Regions from separate parts of the Homo sapiens genome. Here region 1 is linked to region 2. Evidence: read pairs that join two places in POLR2A ChIA-PET (ENCODE). Cell type or tissue: PC-9. All regions are shown on one strand.

Region 1 (4,000 bases), 77 kb after region 2:
TGTACCACCAGCTGATCATGGAGACAAGACATCAACTGTGGCCTGGCCCCAAAACTGAGGAGAAATAGGAGAGTGTCACAGATACACATGGACCCCTTGCATTGTTTCTCATTGGCATTTTGAAAGTTCAAGCCAACATAACTGCGGGAGTGGATGCTGTGAGTAATTTGGAGATGATCAGAACTAAATAGAGTAATTGGGGAAAGCTGCTCAGAAGAAACCTGTTAGCCAGGTGTTGGAAAGGGAAATGAGATAGCCTAGCTGGAGTGAAAATAAGCCTACGATCATAAATATAAGGCGTGTTAACAGAACCAACCAGTTGGGAGCTAAAAAAAAAATTGTAAAATAAAAAAATAATAAATGAAGAGGGGAAAGGGTGGACATTAGGTGAAGAGAAGACTAGCAAATAGGACTGTGCCCTCCTGTATCTCTTGGGTCTGGTGCTCTGGCCAACTTCCAACTGCCAGTACCTTCATATGTTTGCCCAAGGACTTTATTTATCTAAGTTTTTTAAAAGAAAGTCTCACTGTGTTTCCCTGGCTGGTCTTGAACTCATAGGCTCGAGCTATCCTCCTGCTCCAGCCTCCTAAGTAGCTAGGATTATAGGCATGTGCCACCATGCTCAGCTTCTGCTCAAGGGCCTTCTCTGCAGCCCATACAGGGCATCCAGGAAGTGTAGGGAATCAGTGTGCTCCTTTAGTTTAGCACCCTCATCCAATGACTAACAGGAGTTAGTGGATGGATAGCCTGACTGTCTCACCCCTCTTGGATAGAATAACTGTGAGTTGTGTGTTTTATACTGTTTCCAAATTATCCCCTGAGTGAACTCTTTGGGCTTCCTTTTCTTCCCTATCTCTACTGATGATTCCTGGGAATGATTCCCAAATAAGCTACTTGCACTGGAATCCTTACTTACCTCAGGATCTGCTTCTGGGAGAACTCACCCTTAAGACGATAGGCCATTGATGAGCACATTGGACCTAACCCTGGAGACTACCTCTCCTCTCCCCTGACTCATTCCAGGAAGTTCTTGGGGCCCCTGTCATACCTATGTCAGCCTAATTATTAGGCAGAGTATTATAGGAAAATCTTAAGATCATGGGGCAGGGTGGAAAGAACTGGGATACTGCCACCCCTCAACCCCTGTAACAACTGTCTGGTCCTTTAGGTACTTTTGGGGAATGTGATTCAGAGGTCGATGTGCTACACTGGTCCAGGTACAACTGCTTCCTGCTGTATCAGATGGGGACCTTCTCCACCTTCCTGGAGCTACTCCACATGGAAATTGAGTGAGAAGCCTTAGGGGAAGGGCTGGCCTACATAACCCCCATTCCTTAAAGGGGCCTCATGTTCTATGCTGCTTCCCTCACTATAGAGACCCCCTGTGAGGAACTGGGTCTACTCACACCTCAGCCCAAAGCTCATTGACAGTTCCCCTCCATCCAGCCATGTTCTCTGATATTCTGTTCTCCCTCCCTGAGGTTGGATACATCTGCAGCTTCTGCCTCACTTACAGCTTTAATCCTGGGCTTCAGGGGCCTATCCTGAGTGGGTTCTCTTTTTATTCAAGGACTTTCTTAGCTCAGCCTAACTCTGGAATTCAAGAGGGAAACTATTTTGAATGCATGACCCAAGAAAGACAGGAAATCAATTCCTGTCATTGTGCCCAATTCTTTCCCTCATGGGCTATAGTTCTAGAGGTGGCCTTATTTGCTGCTACCACTACAGTGACCCCTTGTTTTGTCTCATGCCCATCACCCAGGAGTTTGAGATAGGGTGCAATCTGCTTATTATTCATCAGGTGTTTCTTAGCATCTGTTTTATGTCCAGCACAGTTCTAAGCATAGTGGGGAATGCAAGAGGAGTGGATACCACAGATCCTGCCCTTGCCTTGTCTTCACCATAGATGAGAGTTTGCTGAGGTGGCAGGGGAATTCTGTCAGCTCCTTTACTCTAGACCAGTTTCATTAGTGGCTGCCTAGCCAGGGAATGGCAAGCACTCATATTTGTGTGAGTGATAAGTAAGAGCACAGAGAGAAAAGAAGTCTTATGCATTCCTGTTCTTTTTCTCCTCCCCTGGCAGCAACAGCCAGGCCTGTAGCAGTGCCCTTCGGAAACCAGCTGTCTCCATAGCTGATAGCACAGAGCTCAGGTGAGTGGGGCTAACTATGGGCTTGGAACAGGGCAGATGATTAGCACCTGGGTTACCTTTTCCCCAAATCCCAGATGACTCAGACCATTAGGAAGTTGCCCTGTAGCTAATCTCACTGGGTTGGGCTTCCCACAGAGACCATCTCTGAGGTCTGTGACTATGGGCTGGGAATTGCCTTGGGAACCTCTTGTGACTCTTCTGTAACCCCAGGGTGCTGCTGAGTGTTATGTACCTAATGGTGGAAAATATTCGCCTGGAGCGAGAGACAGACCCCTGTGGGTGGAGAACAGCCCGGGAGACCTTCCGCACTGAATTAAGTAAGAAATGGCACTTGAGGAAGGTGTGGATGGGGTGCTAATGGGAGAGGGGAAGCAGAGCATCTGCCTAGGAGAGGCAGACAGTCGTTTTTTCTTTTGTTTTCTTTTTTAAAATTAATGTCCTTTCTTTTAGGACACAGATACTGCATGGCAGGCACAAGGGCTGGGCTTGATTGCCGCCCTGTATCTATGAGCTAAGACCAGCCATGTAACTTCTCTATGCCTTGGTTTCCTTGGTTATAAGTGGGGATAGCCATTCCTCTCCCACTCTATCACGAGTCCCACATGAAAAAATGAGTTGAATCACCTTGAAAACTGAGTTCTGTTCAAATGTAAGTTGGTGTTGTCATCTGACAGGGATAGGATATGAAGGACTATGGGATTTTAAAAATATATTTATTGATGTGGAAAAGTGAATGACATTGAGTCCTTTAGCCAGAAAGCAATGTCTTCATTATTGTTACTTCTAGTTTGGCATCCAACCCCAAAGCGTCACCCTAAGCTCTGGGGCCTATGCCATTTTAATTCCATGGCGTCCCTTCCTGCCCTTGAGGGGCTTCCTTCTGGGGGCTAAGCCTCCTTCTCAGGACCAAGTACTCTGGTATTCTTCAGGGGAGGTGAGTGCCTTCCTGTGTGTGTCCAGAATCAGGGTTACATGAAAAAGGTTTTAGCTGCCTCATCCTCACTTTCTCACTCCCCTCTCTCCTCACCCCTAGGCTTCTCCATGCATAATGAGGAGCCTTTTGCCCTTTTACTCTTCTCCATGGTTACCAAGTTCTGCAGTGGCCTGGCTCCTCACTTCCCCATAAAGAAGGTCCTGCTCCTGCTCTGGAAGGTGGTCATGGTGAGTAATTCTCCCCACTCCCACATTATCAGATCAGCAATGCCCTATGCCACCTCAGTTTCTTCTAGTCTCATTCCAGGAGGCTGGATCCAGGGAGCAGAACAGGCAGCCCTTAGCCAACTGCTAATATGGAGGGGCAACAAGGCTGTCCTAGAGACATCAGATGTTCTATGTTAGAATGGGTTTCATGTTTCTATTGGATGGATGGGAGATGCCACTCCATAAATTGGGGATGTCAGTGGTACCTTCTCTTATTAAAGCCAATGTTTGATGGAGAGAACACTGGTTGAAAGTTGGTAGATCTGGGCTTTGCTGATACTGAGAAACTTTGGGCAACTCTCTGTGCCTCAATTTCTCTAGCTGTAAAAGGTTGGGGTGAGTGCCTGCCCTCCCTCCAGATAAACAGAGGTTTTGTATTTTTTTTTTAATAAAAATAATTTTTTCTTACAGACAGGCCTCCCTGTGTTGCCTGGGCTGGTCTTGAACTCCTGGTCTCAAGCAATCCTTTCACCTTGGCTTCCCAAAATGTTGGGATTACAGGCATGAGCCATTGTGCCTGGCCAGGATTTGCTTTTTAAAAAATAATGAAGTTCTTATAAATATGTGGTTACATTTCTGTTACTAGTTATTCAACCTGATCCTTCATTTTTGGCTCCCATCTCACAAGGCAGGCCTAATAGGGGGAAC
Region 2 (4,000 bases):
GGTCACTCTGTGCCAAATCAGCAACAATCTTGAGCTGGGACTAGAAACCAAATGTCAAAACCTGTATAAAAGATGCACAATTCAGAGGAAAGCAGTGAACTGAGAAAATTGATTTCCTTGGTGACAGAGCTGAAATCAGTGTCCCCAGTCTGGCTAATCCAAGGACACAGAGTGTAGGGTAGGGCCTGCCTGAGTACTTGGCACCATTAATTTTTTTTTCTTACTCCTTTAATGAAGTCTCTCATTGTTTAAGTGGCTCTGTGGTTAATTTTTTTCTAATGAGACTAGGTTAACTAAAATCATCTGACATGGAAAAGGAGGAGGTAAGGTTGAAAAGGAACCTAATTAGCAAGTTAATTATAGCGAGCAAAAAAGTGCAGTGGTTATATAAATAAGCTATTGTTATGCGCATGCAAGTTGGGCCTTGTCAAGGGACTTGCAAGGTTTAGAGGTCAGAGGATCCATGTAATTAGGTGTTTAGGAAAAAAACAAGTAAAAGCAAAACAGCCACTAGAATTAGGAATGGCTGTTGAGCCACTAACAGAAATGCCTTATTAAATTGGGGCTGTACTGCTGAAGGGGTTGTTGGAGCTGCTTCAGGGATTCCAAGGAAGAGTAGTCCCCCACTCCCCAGCCCAAAAAGCTGGCTGGAACCAGAGCCAACAGAATTGCTGATGAGGAAAGTTTAAAGGCCTGATCACAAGGGTCCCTGGACCACAGAGGTGGCAGTGGGGCTGGTAATGTCACTATGCTGGGCAGCAAGAAGAAATACATTGTTAATGGCAACTCTGGGATTAAGGCCCAGGTGAGGCTAAGCTCTTATTTACCAGTCTTGCCGCTGCTATAGCCATTATTGTAAAAGGCCGACTGCTTATACTCTTTTTCCCCTCCTTTCCTGCTTTCATCCCTCCCTCTGGCATAAGGTGAGCTACCCCTCTTTTAACAGTCTCTTTCCCTCCCTTGCCTTAATGCCTGTTGGAATTAGGCAGTTCTCTCTCAAATGGAAAAGGAGGATTACCTTAAAAGACCCTGGTTCCAGACAAGGTAGGAAAGTTAGGGGTAGAATCTACTAAGGTACCACAATTGGGGTGGGCAGATTACAAAACCAATCCATTACAAAATGGACTGTATATTGGTGTTTAATTATTAAGAGGAGGTAAACACCAGGGAGCCACTTAACTCATGTTCTGGTCGTCAGAGAAAGATACTCGTTTCTTGCGGAAAATTGCATAACTTATATTTAAGTGGTTAATCTCACTCTAATATTTTTCTGTCTTAAAGAAACTTGAATTCGGTGTCTAACCAGTAAGCAAGGTTTTAGAACCCTATGTTCTAAGTGGAGAAAGCCTTGTACAACCTAGTCTTCTTTAGTATTAAAAGATAGCATGAACTTGTCCCAGGAAGGAGGGATTGCTGTAAATAGAAAACACTATAGAGAAGACAGCTCAGCTCAGATAAACTGGTTTGAGATGATAATGCAGCTAGATAGCTATATGGTTTATTCACCTTGAGCCTACAATCTAGAGTATAAGAGTGACTGGCCCCCTCTAGTGGTGTGTGTACATGGTGTGTGTGCATATGCACCCACATGTACATGTACGCAGGTGTGTGGTTGTGTTGGGGTTGTGTTGAGCATCTGAAACACGGTTTATCTATTCTTCTTTAAAGGGGACACTGGAAAAGTTCCATTATTATTCCTTTTCCTGGATGGGCTTCTAAAAAAGAATAAAGACATGTGACTGTTTTGAACAAGGTTGGTGAAACGGAAGCCAGAGTTTGCATCCTGACTGCTGTCCACCTCCCCAGCTTTCCACCTTCCCTCTTCTTCCCAGCTCTTTTTGCCCTTAAAAATCATTTTAACTTTAGACTTGGTTTATGTTTGCCATATTTAGTGAGTATTCAAACAAGTATAGACAGTGAAGATAGAATAGGCTACTTCAGATATATTGATTCAGCACTTGATTGAGTGCCTAGGATTTGTGCCTGCAGATATAAGGGTGAATAAGAATCACAGCTTCTCCCTTTATGAGCCTATAGTTTATAGAGAATACCGGTAAGTAGACAGATAGTTACATTCATTGTGGTAAGTGCTGTGCTAGGAGAAATGCAATACATGAAAGTTCATGTACGTCCTATGGGAGTACATAGAAAGGGCACTTTATCTTTTTGGAATAAATTGCTAGTTGAGCAAAATAATCATCTTTGTCATTTTTTTTAGTTCATGAAGAACTTCTTATCCGATGAGTTTTCCTATTGCTGAAAACAATTTGCAAGCCCTAAAGCACTCTGTAGGCTTTATTTGTTGTTATAGCTATGAAAATGCTATGAATCCCCCTAAAAGGCAATGTGAAGCTATTTCAATTTGGCATTGGTCCCTTGTCGCAATACTCAAGTGACTCATTAGTTACCTCTAACTGCAGGAAGTGGAGCCGTCAGTTCCTGCTTTCATTCTGGTGTACTGTATGTTCTGCCCATCAAGGAACCATCTTTTTATCATTAAAGGTAGAGTCACTTGTCAGACCTTTGATCATTTTCATTAGACCTTCCTCTATGCCACCTTGGATCCAGAATAGGCAATTATACAAACAGAGAAAACAAAAAAGTTATTAGTTCAATAAATTGTATGAGCTTTTTTTCCCCAAACAAGTATAGCTTACAAGTGACCTTTGATTTGTAGAGTATTATAAAGTATCAGCTGGAACCTCCAACAATAGGAGAAAGATAAAATTGTAAGAAAATCATTATCAAATAATCATCCAAAATGCAATGTCCAGAGTATGATATGAGGCTTATACATATTCATTCAATTAATCTGCTCCTTCTACATCTATTATAGTTAATGATCAATCTTACTGCTTTTAGGTATTTTATAATATCAAATATTTAAAAATAAATTAATATTTACTTACTAGCCAGGCGTGGTGGCTCACGCCTGTAATCCCAGCACTTTGGGAGGCCAAGGCAGGTGGATCACAAGGTCAAGAGATTGAGACCGTCCTGGCCAACATGGTGAAACCCCGTCTCTACTAAAAATACAAAAATTAGCTGGGCATGGTGGCACACACCTGTACTCCCAGCTACTTGGGAGGCTGAGGCAGGAGAATTGCTTGAACCCAGGAGGTGGAGGTTGCAGTGAGCCGAGATCAAGCCACTGCACTCCAGCCTGGCTACAGAGTGAGACTCCATCTAAAAAAAAAAAAATAAATTTACTTACTAGTACTGGAAAGCTAACTAATATATTTTAAAAAGCTTTAACAAATTAGAGTGGCTACCTGCAAGAGTTACGAGAGCATTGAACCGTAGGGGTTGGGTAGGGAGTAGATTTATTGAATTTCCTGCTATGTTTCAATTTACACACATTGTCTCATTGAACCCTCTCTAAAACCTGTGAGGTAAGTACTTTTATCTCTGTTGTATTTATGGAAAAATGAGACTCACTAAAGCATCTTGAGCAACATTACACAGCTAATGAGTGGCATAGCCAGAATTTAAATGCAATTTCAGAATGTTCATTCTTAATGAAAAGGCTTTTTAAAAATTATTAAATCATTACCATTTCCTGAGATTCTTGAAACCTGAATGCAAGTGATTTTGCCTTCCTGTACCTTGCAATTTTCTCATCTAGATATGTGGAGCTTACAAATATGATAATCTCAAATATTCTTTCTTGTACCTTGCAATTTTCTCATCTAGATATATGGAGCTTACAAATATGATAATCTGAAATATTCTTTCCAGTTTTACTTTTCAGTGAAACTGTATAAAATATTTCTGAATATGACTCAATTTTCTAAAAATTTAACCAGAATATCCCATTCTCTATTTGTGGGGAGTGGGGTGTCACAATTTTATTGTAAAAAGCATATAGTCAAAGAGTAGCCAGGCACACTGGCTCATGCCTATAATCCCAGCACTTTGGGAGGCCAAGGTGGGTGAATCACTTGAGGTCAGGAGTTCGAGACCAGCCTGGCCAACATGGTGAAATGCTGTCTCTACTAAA

Evidence for each region. ChIA-PET counts read pairs that join two places held together with the same protein. Peaks named below come from ENCODE experiments on the same cell type or tissue, not always from the same donor. Only the 100,000 strongest peaks of a DNase experiment are listed, where the experiment ranks them.
Region 1: POLR2A ChIA-PET joins it to region 2 with 7 read pairs; 6 of 35 experiments call an interaction of 5 or more read pairs at or near these places.

Annotation. Positions count from the first base shown.
Region 1 is chr7:129,452,059-129,456,058 of GRCh38, forward strand. It overlaps STRIP2 (striatin interacting protein 2), which reads left to right. Exons shown (of 21, transcript NM_020704.3): 5 at 1,169-1,289; 6 at 2,084-2,152; 7 at 2,363-2,469; 8 at 3,186-3,313. Among named protein-coding and RNA genes, the nearest start is that of STRIP2, 20 kb to the left of the region's middle. In PC-9, no CTCF peak of the experiment used is centred here; DNase peaks (open chromatin) are centred at 1,003 and 2,273; H3K4me3 peaks cover 470 bases; H3K27ac peaks cover 3,643 bases.
Region 2 is chr7:129,375,122-129,379,121 of GRCh38, forward strand. All of the region lies in intron 1 of AHCYL2 (adenosylhomocysteinase like 2), which reads left to right. It overlaps LOC107986847 (a long non-coding RNA gene), which reads right to left and starts at 2,557. Exons shown (of 3, transcript XR_007060518.1): 1 at 2,409-2,557. RefSeq lists enhancers at 133-693, 694-1,253. In PC-9, a CTCF peak has its summit at 1,594 (motif pointing left); a DNase peak (open chromatin) is centred at 2,410; H3K27ac peaks cover 745 bases.